2 separate regions of the Homo sapiens genome follow, and region 1 is linked to region 2. Evidence: chromatin loops called from intact Hi-C (ENCODE). Cell type or tissue: PC-9. All regions are shown on one strand. Each heading gives the region's core, and the rest is flanking DNA. Links, peaks and the distances in the headings are about the cores only.

What was found. Hi-C counts contacts between places; a loop is a spot of excess contacts. Peaks named below come from ENCODE experiments on the same cell type or tissue, not always from the same donor. Only the 100,000 strongest peaks of a DNase experiment are listed, where the experiment ranks them.
Region 1: a loop joins it to region 2, with 18 times the contacts of the local background. A loop is called at or near these places in 3 of 110 quality-filtered maps.

The regions. Positions count from the first base shown.
Region 1 is chr3:23,092,636-23,102,114 of GRCh38, forward strand. No RefSeq gene overlaps it. Among named protein-coding and RNA genes, the nearest start is that of UBE2E2-DT, 110 kb to the right of the region's middle. In PC-9, for the core only: no CTCF peak of the experiment used is centred there; DNase peaks (open chromatin) are centred at 2,636 and 3,606.
Region 2 is chr3:23,014,464-23,023,942 of GRCh38, forward strand. No RefSeq gene overlaps it. Among named protein-coding and RNA genes, the nearest start is that of UBE2E2-DT, 180 kb to the right of the region's middle. In PC-9, for the core only: no CTCF peak of the experiment used is centred there; DNase peaks (open chromatin) are centred at 5,388 and 5,748; H3K4me3 peaks cover 1,110 bases; H3K27ac peaks cover 941 bases.

The sequences.
Region 1 (9,479 bases), core at 2,407-4,906, 76 kb after region 2:
TGCAAATGCTGCTGCCTGATCGTTCCTCTGGAAGTTTTGTCTCAGAGGAGTACCCGGCCGTGTGAGGTGTCAGTCTGCCCCTACTGGGAGATGCCTCCCAGTTAGGCTACTTGGGGATCAGGGACCCACTTGAGGAGGCAGTCTGCCCATTCTCAGATCTCAAGCTGCATGCTGGGAGAACCACTACTCTCTTCAAAGCTCTCATACAGGGACATTTAAGTCTGCAGAGGTTACTGCTGCCTTTTGTTTGTCTGTGCCCTGCCCCCAGAGGTGGAGCCTACAGAGGCAGGCAGGCAGGCCTCCTTGAGCTGTGGTGGGCTCCACCCTGTTGGAGCTTCCCAGCCACTTTGTTTACCTACTCAAGCCTAGGCAATGGCGGGCGCCCCTCCCCCAGCCTCACTGCCACCTTGCAGTTTGATCTCAGACCGCTGTGCTAGCAATGAGCGAGGCTCCATGGGCATAGGACCCTCCTAGCCAGGTGTGGGATATAATCTCCTGGTGTGCCGTCTGTTAAGCCCATTGGAAAAGCGTAGTATTAGGGTGGGAGTGACCTGATTTTCCAGGTGCTGTCTATCACCCCTTTCTTTGACTAGGAAAGGGAATTCCCTGACCCCTTGTGCTTCCTGGGTGAGGCAATGCTTCGCCCTGCTTTGGCTCAGGCACGGTGCGCTGCACCCACTGTCCTGTACCCACTGTCCGGCACTCCCCAGTGAGATGAACCCGGTACCTCAGTTGGAAATGCAGAAATCACCCATCTTCTGCGTTGCTCACGCTGGGAGCTGTAGACTGGAGCTGTTCCTATTCAGCCATCTTGGCTCCCCCCCAGATCTTGTTTTAAAACAGTGTTAAGCCACCACACCAAACTTTCTAGCATGCAAAACTATCCCATTTTTATAAAGCCAAATTAACAGCTGACTGACTGTATGCCTCTTCTTAATACACAATGACTTTGACAGTCACAAATGCTTTTTTTCTTTTTTTTTTTTTCTGAGACAGAGTTTTGCGCTTGTTGCCCAGGCTGGAGTACAATGGTGTGATCTCGGCTCACTGCTACCTCTGCCTCCCGGGTTCAAGTGATTCTCCTGCCTCAGCCTCCCAAGCAGCTGGGATTACAGGTGTGCACCACCACACTTGGCTAACTTTGTATTTTCAGTAGAGATGGGATTTCACCATGTTGGCCAGGCCAGTCTCGAACTCCTGACCTCAAGTGATCCACCCACCTCAGCCTCCCGAAGTGCTGAGATTACAGGCATGAGCCACTGCACCCAGCCATCACAAATACTTTTAAGCCCACACTTCCCATCTACAATCTCTGAGATATTAAGCAAGTCACAAACCCCTCTGAGCTTCAGTGTTCTTATTCGTAAACTTGGGATAAGACTCACTTAACAGGTAGTCATTGAATGCCTGATATATGCCATTCATTATTATAGGTGATGGGGATACAGAAGTGAAAAATAAAAATAAAAATTTGAGCCATTATGAAGCTTTGATTTTTCTGCTCCTCAAGATTGTTTGGAGGAGTACAAAAGATAACAAAACAAACATAACATTATTAGTGCATACTAGGTACTCAACGTTAGGTCCTCCAGCTAATCCCCTCGCTCAGCTTTGTTTCACTGTAATAAGTGCTATGGAGAGAGGGAGAAAATGTAGTGAGCCACTTCTGAACTGACTTTAAAAATCGAAAACACAAACCTCATTTAGGCCAATATTTTCTTCAAACTTCAAATTGTGATGTATTAGTGAGTCGTAAAATCAGTTTAGTGGGTTAAGGTCGATATTTTTCTTAAATTAAAAAATAGGATAAAATGGGATAGACTCAAACAGAACAGAATGGGACAGAATGAGGGGATGGGATGGGGTGGGGTGGGACAGGACACGGTGGAATGGGATGAGACGGGATGGATGGGATGAGATAAATGAAAAAATTCTGTTTCAATTGTGAATGTGTGTGCCTGTGTGTGTGCACCTATACACTGGATCAGGATGTAAAATGCATTTCTGACTGTAAGTCACCGTCAAAAATTTTTGAAAGCCACTGACCTATACATGGTTTTAAATTTAAAAAGAGAAATTTTCTGTTTTCACTGTTATCCTCAAATACCTAACTTCTTACCTAGTATTTGCAATGATTACTATAAAAACATGCATACAGATGAATTCGGTTTTCAAGAAAATGAAAAAACGTTCTGTAAAATAGAAAACATTTAGAAGTTCATTCCTACAGTCCTATATATGGTATTTCCCAGAATGACCAGCCCAGAAGTGGAATACATGGAGAAGGAAGGAGGCAAGGGGGTATACTGGTCTCTCTCTAAACACATTTTCAAAAAGGGACACCTTCTCAATAATTTCTAAACTAATATGTTTACAAAATGGTGTTTGGAACTACTATGAAGAAAGATAGAGGGAGATGTGAAAAAGATTGCATAGTGGGAAGACAGGGTAGACGAATGGTGCCGTATTCCTCCCCACCAACTAATGCGACAGGTCTTGCCCAACGCTGTAGACAAAACCACTATGCCCTCCCTCCAGGGAAACTACCTCTGATTTTAGAGCCCTGCATGTCTCTAACCCAGCCCACAGTCACCTAACAGGTGAAGAATAATGGCTCTACACTATGACCACATTTTTCCCATCAGTCTTACTCTCTCACCACTTGTTTACTTTGTGAATCATCCACTATTGTGAACTAAGTGGCTATAAGCCAATCTAGTCATGAGCAACTAGTAGACATTTTGGGAGATATCTACTGCCTCTAAAAAGCAGTTGTTATTCATTTGTGTGTCCTCTCCAAATAATATTTTTAAATGCAAAAAAATAAGATGCATAGGGAATAAAAAGGAAGCCAGTTTGAAATATAATTATTGAAAAAGTTTTAAATATTTGTGATATAAAAATACATAGAATTCTCTACAAATAAATTAAAAATAGACCTAATAATGGGTATACTACAATTATAATTTCAAATAATGACATTAAATGACATGTTATCTGTTATGTGTCATGAAAATAAATATAATATCTGTTCATTACAGTGGAAAGCTAATTAATACCAGAGTGTTTTGTCTCACTAATAATTGAAAGAAGTTCTATATTTCAGCTGGAGTTAATGAAAATAAAAATGTAATTATTTGTCATATCCAAGAACATGAACTCTTTGGATTCTACGTATGCAAAGGGTCCATAGACTGCAGATGAAGAACCCAGATTAGAGGCAGGAGATGGCTCTAAATCTCTCTACAACCTCACTACCAGGTAACAAAAGAGGTACATGTCAGACAGAATCCCGTCATTTAAGTAACAGGCAGGTCCAAAACAATATGTATCCTGTTCTTTAAACCTGATGAAATCCGAGCCCTCTGTCTTTTTAAAGCCTGATAGCACCTTGCAGGAAAGGCTTCCCCAAGCCAAATGTGACAAAATTCTAACACCACAATTTAACTAATCCTCAAGTAGAGTCAGACATCCAAGAATTCTTCAAATTAGTGACTGAGGATAGAACATCTCAGGAATCACACACAGGCACTCTTCAGGGCTGCTGCACACAGTTGTGTTTGTTGAGCATTGCATAACCCTGTAACCAAATGCAGCACCCCTGCTGTCATTCCTAAGGGTACAGACATTCCTAAGGGTGTAGACATTCTCAGGGTATAGCTGGGCTCTCATCCTTCTACCTTGTTCCAAGAGACAATGCTCAAAATATTTAACATCACAAATAGTACCGACCACCCAATCAGAATGGAGGCTGACTATAAACAACTGCAGTCATGTACTGCATAATGCCATTTTGCTCAACAACGGACCGCATATATGACAGTGGTCCCATAAGATTATAATATGGGACCATCATAGCACAACACATTACTCACATGTTTGTGGTGATGCTGGTATAAACAAACCTACTGTGCTGCCAGTCATATGAAGGTCTAGCTCATACAATTATAAACAGCACATAATACTTGATAATAAACAATTATGTCACCGGTTTATGTATTTACCATAATATACTTTATACTTCCATATATGTTATATAATATTCTGTATATATATCTAGAAGGAGCATAAAGTATATTTTATATATAATGTAAAATACATAGATATATAATATATAGGAGTATAAAGTATACATTATATATATACATGTATATGTGTGTGTGTGTACATATATATATGTATTTTTTTTTCACTCTTGTTGCCCAGGCTGGAGTACAATGGGTGTGATCTCGGCTCACTGCAACCTCTGCCTCCCGGGTTCAAGCAATTCTCCTACCTCAGTCTCCTGAGTAGCTGGAATTACAGGAGCCTGCCACCACACCTGGCTAATTTTCTGTATTTTTATTAGAGACGGGGTTTCACCATGTTGGCCAGGCTGGCCTCAAACTCCTGACTTCAGGTGATCTGCCCGCCTCGGCCTCCCAAAGTGCTGGGATTACAGGCATGAGACACTGCACCCGGCTACCTTCTACATATTTTTAAAAATTAACTGTAAAACAGCCTTAGGCAGATCTTTCAGGAGGAATTCCAGAAGAAGGCATTGTTATCATAGGAAATAACAGCTCCATGCGTATTATTGTCCCTGAAGACCTTCCAGTGGGACAAGATGGGAGATGCAAGACAGTGATATTGATGATCCCGACTCCTGTGTAGACCTAGGCTAATGTGTGTGTTTCTTCGTTTTTGATTTAAAAAGTTTAAAATATAAAAAGAATTTTTATGGAAAAATGCTTATAGCATAAGGATATGAAGAAAATACTTTTGTAAAGCTGTAGGATGTGTTTGTGTTTTAAGCCAAGTGTTATTACAAAAGAGTCAAAAACTTTAAAAAATTAAAAAGTTGTAAAAAGTAAAACTGTTATAGTAAGCTAAGGTTAATTTATTATTGAAAAAAGAAAAATATTTTTTATCAATTTAGTATAGTCTAAGTGTTTATAAAGTCCACAGTAGCATGCAGTAATGTCCTAGACCTTCACATTCACTCACCACTCATTCACAGACTCATCCAGAGCAACTTTCAGTCCTGCAAGCTCCATTTATGGTAAGTGCCCAGTTCTAGTGTGCCACTTTTAATCTTTTATACCATCCTTTTACTGTACCTTTCTATGTTTACATATATTTAGGTGCACAAATACTTATCACCGTATTTTAACTGCCTACAACATTCAGTTACAGTAGCATGCTGTATCGGTTTGTAACCTAAGAACAATAGGTTATACTATAAAGCCTAGGTGTGCAGTAGGCTAACCCATCTAGGTTTGTATAAGTACACTCAATGTTTGCAAAAAAACAATGATTTGCAAAAGACAAATGTTTGCAAAAGACAAAATTACCTAATGACAGATTTCTCAGAATGTATCCCTGTCACTAAGTAACGCATGACTGTGATATAGTCATGATAGTATGTCCTAGCTGAATTTCAAACTTGTCTTATTCATGTAAGGGTGGGAGTATCTTCTAGGGCATCCCCATATCTTGACCACTAAATTTCACCAATGAAAGTCCATTTCCAACCTATCATGTACACATTAACAAAGCCTGTAGTATTGATCAGAAATCAACATAAGTAAAATACTCATTTATAGTAACCATTTCTGAAGTGTGGCCTCTTGATTAAATTCTGGTTAATTACTTCTGAAGGGTATAGTCCAACAACCATATTTCGCATATGGATTAAAATGAACACAAATGCAAATATATATCACACAAGCTATACTAAAAGTTTCTCTAAAGAATTATAAACCAGCCAGACGCAGGGGCTCATGCCTGTAATCCTAGCACTTTGGGAGGCTGAGGCAGGTGGATCACCTTTGGTCAAACGTTCAAGACCAGCCTCGCCAATATGGTGAAACCCTATCTCCACTAAAAATACAAAAATTAGCTGGGCATGGTGGCGGGCTCCTGTAATCCCAGTTACTCAGGAGAATGAGGCAGGAGAACCACTTGAACCTGGGAGGTGGAGGTTGCAGTGAGGCGAGATCCCGCCATTGCACTCCAGCCTGGGAAACAGAGCAAAAACTCCATCTCAAAAAAAAAAAAAAAAAAGAAGAAGAACTACAAGCCAGATACTCAATTATCACTACTTTAATAAAAACAATCTATTAGGTGTTTAATATGACAAACTATTTTTGAAGCAAAAAAAAAAATCTCTTACACTTATCATTGGAAGGAATTCAAAGAAAACTTTATTTTTGAGTTTGGGTGCTGCATTTTCCCTCTATTAAATGGCATTTTGCAAGCTTTGGGAAATCCCCAAACTGCCATGAAGTTGTAAAGGAATCAAATCCAGCAGGGAGAGCCTGTCATCCCCTTTATGAAGCATGAAGGGATGTAGTTTTTAAAAGGTTGTCTAGAGAGACTAAAAAAGATCAAATTTAGAGCATGGAAAAATTGTGATGAAAACAGATAGAGATACAGAAGAAAAAGTTGTTGTTCTTTTAAAATGATGAGTTTGAATGTGTGTGAGAGAAAAAGACATTTGTACAGTACAATTTGAGAAGCAGAAAAACATGATGAGTGAGATTGAAAAGGAAGGCATTTGGGCAGAGATAGATTTCTATCTTCCTGCTCTGATATCAAAGCAATCTCGAGCACTTAGATAGTAGTACTACATTCCACTAGGCTGCACCTAGTGAAACTGTTTTTTAAAAAAATCAAAGTCAGGATCATGTGAAAGAAATGTATGAAGGTAAGTACTCAGCCAGCCCAGGAGTCAAAAAATAGCCCAAACAAAATTCTCAAACAACAGTGTAAAAGCTAAAAAAAGAAAATGGCAGCTATAGAAAGGAGAGGTGTACGCCAAACTAGTTCTGATCAAAAAATAATTGTAAATAAACAATGAGATTTCTAATAGCAGATTTACTGAATCATGACCAAAACAAAGACAACTAAGAGTGCCCAGGACTCAACAAACGTTCATGACAATAGTTGAAAACATCATTTTGTTTTCTTCTGGGACGCAGCTTGACTATATTTCCCCGCACCCATTGAGGTACTGTGGGCCAAGTGACTGGGCTCTGACCAATCAACTGTGGATGAAAATAATAACCCTCACTTCAGATCTGACCCACACAAACCATTCATGCACACCTCCACAGTTTTTATTTCATCTTCCACAAGCTTAATGGCTGGAGAAGATTTTGAAGACCTGCAGAAAAGTTGGAGCACAAGGAACCTGGTTTCTGAAAACAACGCATAGAACAAAAGCAGTGCACAAAGATATGGTTACCCATGAACGGGGAGACTATGAGCAACCCTTTGTTCACTTCCCTTCAATTTCCTATACTCCTTTACATTTTTATAATAAGCAAACACTAAGAATATTTTTAATATTTTTCACTTCCTTTTAACTTCCTCTACTTCTCTAAATTTTTATAATAAGCAAACACTAAAAAATATTTTTGTTTTATGATCTAGTAAGTTAATATATTTAAACAAGCAAAAATGTTAACTTTCTAGAAGTAAAATCATTCCTACTTTCTTTTAATAATTCTAGAAGGGCTGGGAATGCTCTCAGCATTCAATAAATGTAGTAAAAAAGAATAAATAGTGTCTTAGTTCGTGCTCGCACTGCTATAAAGAAATATCTGAGACTGGGCAATTATAAAGCAAAGAGGTTTAGTTGGCTCACGGTTCTGCAGGCTGTAGAGGAAGCATACTGGCTTCTGCTTCAGGGGAGGCCTCAGGGAGTTTTTACTCATGGCGGAAGGCAAAGCGAGATCAGGCATCTTACGTGGCGGGAGCAGGACTGAGAGAGGGGAGAGGTGCCACACACTTTTAAACAATCAGATCTCACAATAACACATTCACTCACTATCACCAGAACAGCACCAAAGAGGTGGTGCTAAGTCATTCATGAAGGACCACCGCGTGATCCAATCACATCCCACCAGGCCCCACCTCCAACACTGGGGATTATAATTTGACAGGAGATTTGAGCAGGACACAGATCCAAACCATATCAAATATTTTCTGATATCCTCAACATTTTGCTTATTTGTCAAAGCTTATCTTAAAATGTGACAATCTCAACTAAAATACTTGAGACAAAAAAAAAAATACTGCATACATTCTCCTCATGGTGTGAAGCACCCTGTGCCGACCATCCTTACTGTACATCTATGACTGTTTTCTAAACATAAAGACTGCATTTGAGATGTTTTTCGTTTTTAGAAGGAACATTGCACTGTTGGCTCATATCGGTCTTATAATCATCTAAAACCCTCAAGTCTTTTTCACATAATTTGCTTTCAAGCCTGATTTACCTCACTCTGCACTTGAACAATTGGTTTTATTTACCTCCAAATGCTGGACTTTAAATTGATCCTTGTTAGGCTTTATCTTATTTGTTTTGGTCCATTAGTAGATTCCATTGAGATGCCCTTGAATTCCTGATTCTTCAATGTTGCATATTACTTATCTCTCTGAATATGATAATTTTATTACCTCCTAAGTCTCCAAAGTTAAAGACAAAACTGTTAAATGGGTATGACAGAATTAACGATTCAGATAATACCCTAGCTCCTAGCATCAAAGAGTCAACTGAAGCCTACTTGCTAGTGAGCCACCAACTGCACCATCCACACTAGACACTACCCACTGGTGGGGTGGAAGCTCCAAATACACTTTCTGCTGTATATAGGAAGACTCAAGACTCAGCTTCCTAATCAAAAACTGATGCTTGCATCAACAGGTGCTTTGCCCATTTTTTTTCATTACAAAGTATGAATTTCATTTTTTAAAAATCTATTGTCTCCCTTGATCTGGATTTCTGTTTACCTCATCTGGTTGTGGAATTATTACTACCAATCCGCTAAAAGGTTGAAATCTACATTACTGGGGGTAGAGAAGCTAATGGGTCTCTGACATAATGTTCCATCCGTTCACTTTTATCTACCCTAAGATGAATCAGTGACATGCTCTTAAAGTTTTTGACATTCTCATGCTTTCAACCAGTTCTTCCCTACTGGCCAGGATATAGCAGATTCCCTTATTGCTTCCTCTACCCCATGGAAAAATAGTCAACAAAGCTAAGTAAAAAAATTGTGAGAAGTTACAGGTTACAGAAAAAAACATTTAGGAGATGTCTGAATAATTGGCATCTCATTTTACTCATATTTCTTATTTATCACTTTGGAAATCTCTTCCAATAAGGCCTCACTCAAATTCTCTATTTCTTCTGGGCATCTCTGTATTATACTCCTACATCTCATTATTCCAGGAATGCAGAACCTCACCAGATGGGTGGTGGCAAAATGGAAGAAGACATTCACAATTATGAGCAGCTCTAGCATAATATAAAATAGAGAATGACCAACCATCTTGGCTTGCCTGGGACTTGCAGGGACTTTTAGAACATCGGACTTCCAGTGCTAAAAGTGGGAAAGACCTGCGCAAATTCAGATGAGTTGGTCACTTTAAAATAGTAAACATGCTGTAATCCCAGCATTTTGGGAGGCCAAGGTGGGTGGATCATCTGA
Region 2 (9,479 bases), core at 4,704-7,203:
ACAGAGAAGGAGAAAAGGTTAGTCCTAAAAAAGGGGAGCTGTGCTCAGAGAGGTATGAAGGGCATCGGGTAGATTATACAAGGCGTCCAGGGCCATTTAAACTCTTTGCCTTCTTATCACGGTGATATAGTGGGGGGTGGCAGATAGACACTAAGAGGACACCCAGTTATCCCCACTGACCCACTGAAATTGTGAGATAAAAAAACGTGTGTTGTTTTAAGCCACTACTTGTAGTAATTTATTACCCAGCAAAAGATAATGAAGAGGGAGACAAAAAGGTTTTGAGCAAAGGAGTGAAGTGATCTGATTTGTTTTATAGGGAGTGCTCTGGAAGTGGCATGGAGAATAAGCTAAAAGAGAGCAAGCACTGAATCAAGGAGTCCAGGCAGGAAACCATTGCAATAATCCAGGCAAGAGATGATGGTGACTTAGACTTGGACTAGGATGTGGGATCATGAGAAGCAGTCATATTTTCTCTTTCTCATAGAACTTCTGCCTAAAACCTGCATACATTTTAACTCATTTGCTATAACTTCTTTCATTCCTCAACCCATCCCTGAAAGAACCAAAGTCCTATGAGCATAGACACCTTGTCCATCTTTTGCATAATTTTAAGCACTGCAACTAACACACAGAGTGGGTGCTAAATAAAAGTTTGTAGAATAAGTGAATGGAAGAGTGAATTTGTGAATGAATGAATGAGTAAATGGGTAAATGAATATGAGTTCAAATTCACTTTTATCCTTTGTGCAGTACACATATGATTTTTAACTTAGGATAAATGAAATATTTCAAATTAATGAAACAGCTATTTTTATAGCTGTTACTGGAAGAGCTAACAATTTGAAACAAAAATTAAATTCAATACTTTATATACTTCAAAAGATGGCAGATAGCTTAAAGAGTTTAATATTTAAAAATAAATCCTAAAAGAACAAAAAGAAAATATAACAATTATTTTAATATGGAAAAGGACTCTCCAAAGGCAGAAACTACTTTAAAAAGATTGATAGGTTTGATAACACAAAAATTCTTAACTTCTGTGCAGGAAAATCATTATAAACAAAAGTTAAAACCTAACAAACATACAAAAAAAGTAACTATATATGGACAATGGAATAATACCCTTCATGCATAAAGGACATTTACAAATAAATAAAGGAAAAATCCTCCATAGAAAAATTTGACTAAAGTATAGAAGAATTTATAAGAAGGACATATAAATGTTCAAAAAACATAAGAAGGGTCCAACCTTACAAGAAATTAAATATATGTAAATTAAAGCCCAATAAATTAATACTTTTCTCCTATCAAATAGACATTGATTTCTTTTAATGTTAATACAGATGTTGGCCAAGTCACTGGTTAATGAACATTATTATTCATTTTGGCTCACATTAGTATTAATTGATAAATTTCAAGGGGTGATTCAGTAGTATGCAGCAAGTACCTTTAAAATGTCCATAACCATTGGCCACCTGATTTTACTTATTTTAAAGAAATTATCCCAGATGCACATACAAAGACGCATGTGTATACAATGGAATACAAGACAGACGTAAAAATGTTATCATTGTAGGACAGATAGTAATTATATTGAAAAATGTACTCCATACAGTATATTGTTAAATGGAAAAAAGTTATAAAGCAGATTATACAGAGTTGTTTCCATTTTTAGAATATACATATATAATTATTATTGTGTGGTTATACAAATATATACAGGTGATAAAAATGACATAAAACTATATATACTCATTGTACCAATGTCAATTTCCTGGCTTCTGATGACATAGAACTATATACACTCATTGTACCAATGTTAATTTCCTGGCTTCTGACATTGTACTTTAGTTATATAAAACAGAACCATTGGGTATGACTGGGTGAAATGTGTAAGATTTGACTAATTTTTATTTTCATCACATGTTTATACTTTTGTTCAATGAACAAATATTTTCATAAGAAAATATTATTGAATAATGTAAAAACCTAAAGATGTCCCAATAATTAAAATCTTTTTGAATATATATTTATGTGTGTGTGTGTATTATAGATGTAAGATATACATATGAGGAAAGATGGATGGATGAATGGATGGATGGATGGATGGATGGATGGATGGATGGATAGATGACAGAGCCATTATGAAACTTATCATATATTAAAATGACATCACAAAAATGCTTCTGATAATACAAGTTGGATATGTAAGGAACAGACAGAGCTTTCATATTAATCAGTGGTAAGCTACTGTATCTTTAAATTGAGTTAATAATCAGTTCTTTACATTAAATCACATTTTTATAATTGTATATGTATTTTATTGTGATCAATTACAAACATAGACATCAACATCAACAAATATAAAACAGCCTTGTTTTTTCTTCTCTCCTGTCCCCATCACTGAAATGTCCTTCAGCTCTTCCCTTTTCCTTGCCTTCAAGAATTACGATGGAAACAGTTTGAAATGGAAAAAAAACTGCAATTTGAATTTGATTTATTCTATTTAGCATCTGTGGTCAGGGGCAAATCTTTTATCCTCTCTGAGTCTCGGTTAACTCTTCTGTAAATGGAAATATTAATTAAGCCACTTACAGAGTAGTTGGGAGCATTAACTGAGAAGACATGTGCAAAGTAACAAATACTGGTAGGTTCTTCACACATGTGAGATTCCTCTTTTTTCTTTCTCCATTTACTTCCTATTCCTTGACCTCTCCTATTGCCAACATTTTGAAATTCTTATTTTCTGAGAAAACACAAGGATTTTTTTAAATTTGTGCAGACTGGGACACTAATTTTCTCAGCAAGATCACATTTTAAGAACTAAGCATCACTAAGGGCTTTTTTCTTTTATGGGGATGAGAGGGTATGGAGGAGAACAGAGACTAATATTTTTTTGGCACCACTCACAGCCCAGTGCCGTATGGAGCACAGCCTCTCCCAGTTATAACAGTTGTTGGATATTCAGTTTTACCGAATCCACCAAGAGTACATTTATCTGGAAAAACTCCTGAGAACACTAAAGAAAGCTAAGAGCAATTCTATTCTCGAAGCACTATTTCTTCTCCATGTCATTTTTAATGCTGCTGAATGCCATTATGCAATGATTTTAGTAGAAGTCGGCTTTTCAAAATGGCATATTTTTTCGCCTATCCCCAAGAATTCATCTTATATTTCAAATGGCCTAGTTTCAAGCTGTTATATCAGTCAGGCTAACACATGGTCACAGGCTTAGCAATTTAGGGGTAGGGGAGGGGAGAGGGAGATGAAAGGGCTTGATTTGCCACGATGGTATAGCACAGCCCTTAAATCTTTAGGGTTTCTTCAAGTCCTGGCTTCACCTCCTCTGTTGTTCCACATCCACACATACTCAGCATTTCACATTCAGGTCATCCAGCCCTTATTTCCAGCTCACTATCACAACCCTCAGGGCAGTCCACTGTGGTCTTTCCCATCATTCAAATAAATAACAAAATCGTGTGCTGCAAAAACAGCAATAAGTGAAAAATGCAAACCTGCCTGTCCTGTATGTGACTCATGGCACAGCAAGCTGAAGGATCTTCAGTGTGCTATTCTCATTACATAATAACCCCTCTGGTTCCAAGCTGCAGGAGCCCTTCCAATTTATATCAGTGTCTGGGTTGTTCATCTTTTTTTTTTACCATTCTGGCCTTTAGCCTGTATCTATTCTCTGTTAGCTCTAATCTAAGTAAGGAGAATACATTCTGCAGAGTCAAGCAGGTAGGGCTGATTTTTAAATGTGCACATATTTAGGTAGAATATTCTAATGCTTCATTGTAGTGGGCATTTGTTTTCCATTTTCTGAGCTTGGTTGGCCCCATTCTCCCCGCATCCTTGGAGCTGCCAATACTTCCAGTAGACTCTTTTCCTATAAAATGTGGCCAGTTATTTCCTGTTATTTGCAACCAAGAACCCTGAGTAATATAACCTTCAAGTCATCACAATACATTCTCATAATCTAAGATAAGGGCAATAAAAATATGTGGAGACCTTCAGATAATATGAATATTAATAAAATGTATACTTGAAAGAAAGATGTTTATGAAACACTGCCAGGGAAAACAAGCGCTGTATAAAACAGTATGTATAGTATGATCTTTTTGCAAAAGAAAAAATATAGATATATATCTACATGTCAAGAAAACTGAAAGGATACTATCAAAATGTTAATAGGGTGGGTAATCTTCATGAGAAGAACTCGCCTGTGATTTTTATTTAATTCTTTTTGCTTCTCCATGCTTTCTATAGTTTCTACCATGAACACATATTCCTTTTGCAATATGAAACAAATAATAAATGTTATTTTAAGGAATGCATTATATGTTGAATTCCTAACACCCAATGTGACAATATTAGGAGGCAGAGACTTTGGAAGGTATTTAGGTAATGAGGATGGAGCCCTCATGAATGGGATTAGTGCCCTTACTCTAAGAGGTCAGAGAGCTACTTAGCTGCCTTTCTACCAGGTGAAGATACAATGAGAAGTTGGCAGTCTGTGGCCCAGAAGACAGCTTTCATCAGAACCTGATCATGCTAGCACCCTGATATCAGACATCAAGGCCTCCAGAATCAGGAGAAATAAATTCCTGTTGTTTGTAAGCCACCCAGTCTATGGTACTTTGTTATAGAAGCCTAAGCTGACTAAGACATTTAGCAATATTGCAATTTCAGACAAATTTCCGCCTTTTTTAAATAAATAAAATAAAAGCAGAAATTTTTTAGGAAGTTTCAAAGCTCACTAGTTAAAGGCTGTGCCATTACAGTCCTGATAATTTACTCACCTCACATCAATTCCTCTCCTGCTAGGATAATTCTGTAGAAACATTTGTCTGTGTTTTTTTTTTCTTTTTATTAATTATTCAGCATTGTGTCTGGTTTTGCTTCAAAGGTCGGAGGCAAAATTTTCAAGTGCTCTTAGAATTTACTTATTTTCCTTCAAGAGTGTTTAGAATAAAATATCCAGAGTTATATAATCTGTTAAACATTAATTGGTCATGCAAAATTTTACATCTCTTGATTGTACCATTTCTAGAGTTCAGTCCTTGCTCTCTCCTTGTACATCATTGGTTTTCAAACGTATTGGTCTTGGGATCTCTTTATACTTATAAAAATTGCATAGAGGTTTGGGGGAGAAATGGCAGATAAGAAGTAGAACTAACTTGCAGCTCCCACTCAGACAAACAGAAAAGCATGTGGAGACTCACATCATAAATTTTTGCTCCATGAACCACCACAGGAACATACCAGGAAAATGGAAAGAATTCACAGACCCTTTGAAAGAAGCAGCTTGCCACTGCAAACTCCATGAGACAGCTGAAAAACTGTGAATGCCCAAAGTGTGAGAAGGGGAAAGTCCACCTCCAAACACACATCCTCACCGGGGAACCTGAAAATCCAGATTTTAGATCCAGATTGAGAGAGTGCAGCAAAATATAAAAGTAGAAGAAGCAGGGGAAAGAGCCCTGTAGGCACTCCCAGTCCCCAAGGAGGCCATTTCTGACTTTGTCTCACAGGGGTTTTTGGGGAGGGCAGCCAATAAAATTGGGGAAGGGCCACAGGGAGACGTCCAGCTGAACTTTGCAATAATTTTGACTTAGCGTGAAATTTCCTGGGCAGAATCCAGGGGGTGAGTGGGAAGCGCAGATAAGAGCACAGAAGCCACAGCAGGCAGGGAGGGGTGAAGCTTGCAAGCCCTGCTTGCTTTCTCAGCAGGGAAGCTTATAGCCTGGGGCAAGATCTGATCCCTGCACACTGGAGGCCTGGATATGAATTCAGCTCTGTTGGCTGTTGGGGGAGCACAATGGGGGTTGGACTGGCCTTGCTGGGTACCTGGGAGCTGAGTGGGAACTGTCACTGCTGGCTTTCCCCCATTTCCCTAGCAACCTGTACAAAGCACCAGAGGAAGCCATAATCCCCCTTGGAACATAACTTCATTGGCCTGAGAACCACCCAATCCACCCCCACAGTGGATGCAGCAAACCCCACCCAAGGAGAGTCTGAGCTCAGACATGCCTAACACCACCTTCACCTGATGGTCTTTCTCTACCTGCCTGGTAGCCAAAGACAAAAGACATAAACTCGTGGGAGCTCTGCACCCCCACCCATTATCTGAGAAACCTGAATACTTATCCAGGTGACTTTAGAGCAAGCTTGTATCCTCCCCTACCCCCATACTACCGTAACTGACGCTTTCTTGAAAGCACCACCTTCTGGCTGGAGGCCAGTCAACTCAAGCCATTACAGCAACTCATAACAGAACAACCCTGCTCCAAGAAAGGAGAAAACAACAGCTAATTCCACCACCTGCAACATCCTCACTGACCAGAGCTCCTGAGTCTGCCCACATGACAACTTCACTGCTAGCAAAACCAGCATTCGGGAAAACCCTGCCACCTCTGCCACAGCAGATGCTGATATCCACGGCTGAGAGCTCAGAAGATAGATCACACCCAGGACTCTTTGCCGGCACTCCCCGGTACCAGCCAGAAGCCCAGTAGCTCTGCTGGGTGGCTAGACCCAGAAAAGCAACAACAATCACTGCAGTCTGGCTCTCAAGAAGCCCCATTTCTAAGAGAAGGCGGGGAGCACTACATCAAGGGATCCCCCCACGGGACAAAAGAATCTGAAAAGAAGCCCTCGTGTTCCAGATATTTTCTCTGATATAGTCTACCCAAATGAGAAGGAACCAGAAAAACAATTCTGGTAATATGACAAAACAATGTAACACCCCCAAAAGATCACATGAGCTCATGAGCAATGGATCCAAACCAAGATGAAATCTCTGAATTGCTAAATACAGAATTCAGAGGTCGATTATTAAGCTACTCAAAGAGGTACCAGAGAAAGGTGAAAACCAACTTAAAGAAATTTAAAAGATAATACAAGATATGGAAGAAAATAAATCTCCAGATAGATATCATAAATAAAAATAATCACAACTTCTGGAAATGAAAGACACACTGTATTAGTCTGTTTTCATGCTGCTGATAAAGACATACCCAAGACTGGGCAATTTACAAAACAAAGAGGTTTAATGGGTTTACAGTTCCATGTGGCTGGAGAGGCCTCACGATCATGGCAGAAGATGAAGGGTATGTCTCACATGGCTGCAGGTAAGAGAAGAGTTCGTGCAGGGAAACTCCCATTTTTAAAACCATCAGATCTCATGAGATTGATTTACTATCACAAGAACAGCGGAGGAAAGACCAGCCCCCATAATTCCATCACCTCCCACCAGGTTCCTCCCATGACACGTGGGAGTTGAGGGAATTATAATTCAAGATGATATTTGGATGGGGACAGAGCCAAACCATATCACGCACTTAGAGAAATGCAAAATGCACTGGAAAGTATTAACAGCATATTGGGATTACGTTAAATGCCAAACCTAAGAATAATTGGTGTTCCTGAGGAAGAAGAGAAATCTAAAAGTCTGGAAGACTTATTTGAGGGAATAATCGAGGAAAACTTCCCCAACCTTGCTAGAGATCCAGATATCCAAATACAAGAAGCTCAAAGAACACCCAAGAAATTCATCACAAAAAAAATCATCTCCCAGGCACATAGTTATCAGGTTACCTAAAGTCAAGACAAAAGAAAGAATCTTAAGAGCTGTGAAGCAAAAGCATCAGGTAACCTATAAAGGAAAACCTACCAGATTAACAGCAGATTTCTCAGCAGAAACCCTGCAAGCTAGAGGTGATTAGGGTCCTATCTTCAGCCTCTTTAAACAAAATAATTATCAACCAAAAATTGTGTATCCAAGGAAACTAAGCTTCATAAATGAAGGAAAGATAAAGTTTTTTTCAGACAAACAAATGCTAAGAGAATTCACCACTACAAAGCCAGCACTACAGGAATTACTACAAAGAGTTCTAAATTCTGAAACAAAACCTGGAAAAACACCAAAACGGACCTCCTTAAAGCATCAATCTCACAGGGCCTATAAAACAATAATACAATGAAAAAAACAAGGTATTCAGGCAACAACTAGCACAATGAATAGAATAGTACCTCACATCTCAATACTGATTTTGAATGCAAATGACCAAAATACTCCAATTAAAAGATACAGAATGGCAGAATGAATAAGAGTTCACCAACCAAGTAATCTGCTTTCTTCAAGAGACTCAACCTAACACAGAAGAACTCATGCAAACTTAAGGTAAAGGGGTGAAAAAAAAGATATCCCATACAAATGGCCACCAAAAGCAAGAAGGAGTAGGCTTTCTTATATCAAATAAAACAGACTTTAAAGCAACAACAGTTAAAAAAGACAAAGAGGGACATTACATAATGATAAAAGCACTAGTCCAACAGGAAAATATCACAATCCTGAATATATATGCACATAACACTGGAGCACCCAAATTTATAAAACAATTACTACTAGACTTAAAAAATGAGAGAGATGGCAACACAGTAATAGTGGGGGACTTCAGTACTCCAGTGACAGCACTAAACAGGTCATCAAGACAGAAAGTCAACAAAGAAACAATGGACTTAAGAAGCTATACCCTAGAACAAATAGACTTAACAGATATTTACAGAACATTCTACCCAATAACTGCAGAATATACATTTTATTCATCAGCTTATGGAACATTCTCCAGGATAAACCATATGATAGGCCAGAAAACAAGTCTCAATACATTTAAGAAGACTAAAATTATACCAAGTACTCTCACAGTTCACAGTGAAATAAAATTGGAAATCAACTCCAAAAGGGACACTCAAAACCATGCAAATACATGGAAATTAAATAATCTGCTCTGGAATGATCTCTGGATCAACAATAAAATCAAGAGGGAAATTTTTGTTTTTTGAATTGAATGATAATAGTGACATAGCCTATCAAAAGCTCTGGGATACAGCAAAAGTGGTAGTAAGAGGAAAGTTCATAGCAATGAATGCCTACATCAAAAAGTCTGAAAGAATACAAATAGACAATCTAAGGTCACACCTCCAGGCCTTTGAGAATCAAGAACCACACCCAAACCCAGCAGAAGAAAAGAAATAACAAAGATCAGAGCAGAACCAAACGAAATTGAAACAAAAACCCCAAAAGATGACCGATACAAGCAGTTGGTTCTTTGAAAAGATAAAATTGATAGACCATTAGCAAGATTAACCAAGAAAAGAAGATCCAAAAAGCTCAATTAAAAACAAAATGGGAGATATTACAACTGACACCACAGAAATACAAAAGATCATTCAAGACTACTATGAACACCTTTATGCTCATAAACTAGAAAACCTAGAGGAAATGGATAAATTCCTGAAAATATGCAGCCTTCCTAGCTTAAATCAGGAAGAAGTAAAAACCCTGAAGAAATCAATAACAAGCAGCAAGATTGAAATGGTAGTAAAAAAAAATTACCAACAAAAAAAAGTCCAAGATCAGATAGATTCTCAGCTGAATTTTATCAGACATTCAAAGAATTGGTACCAAACCT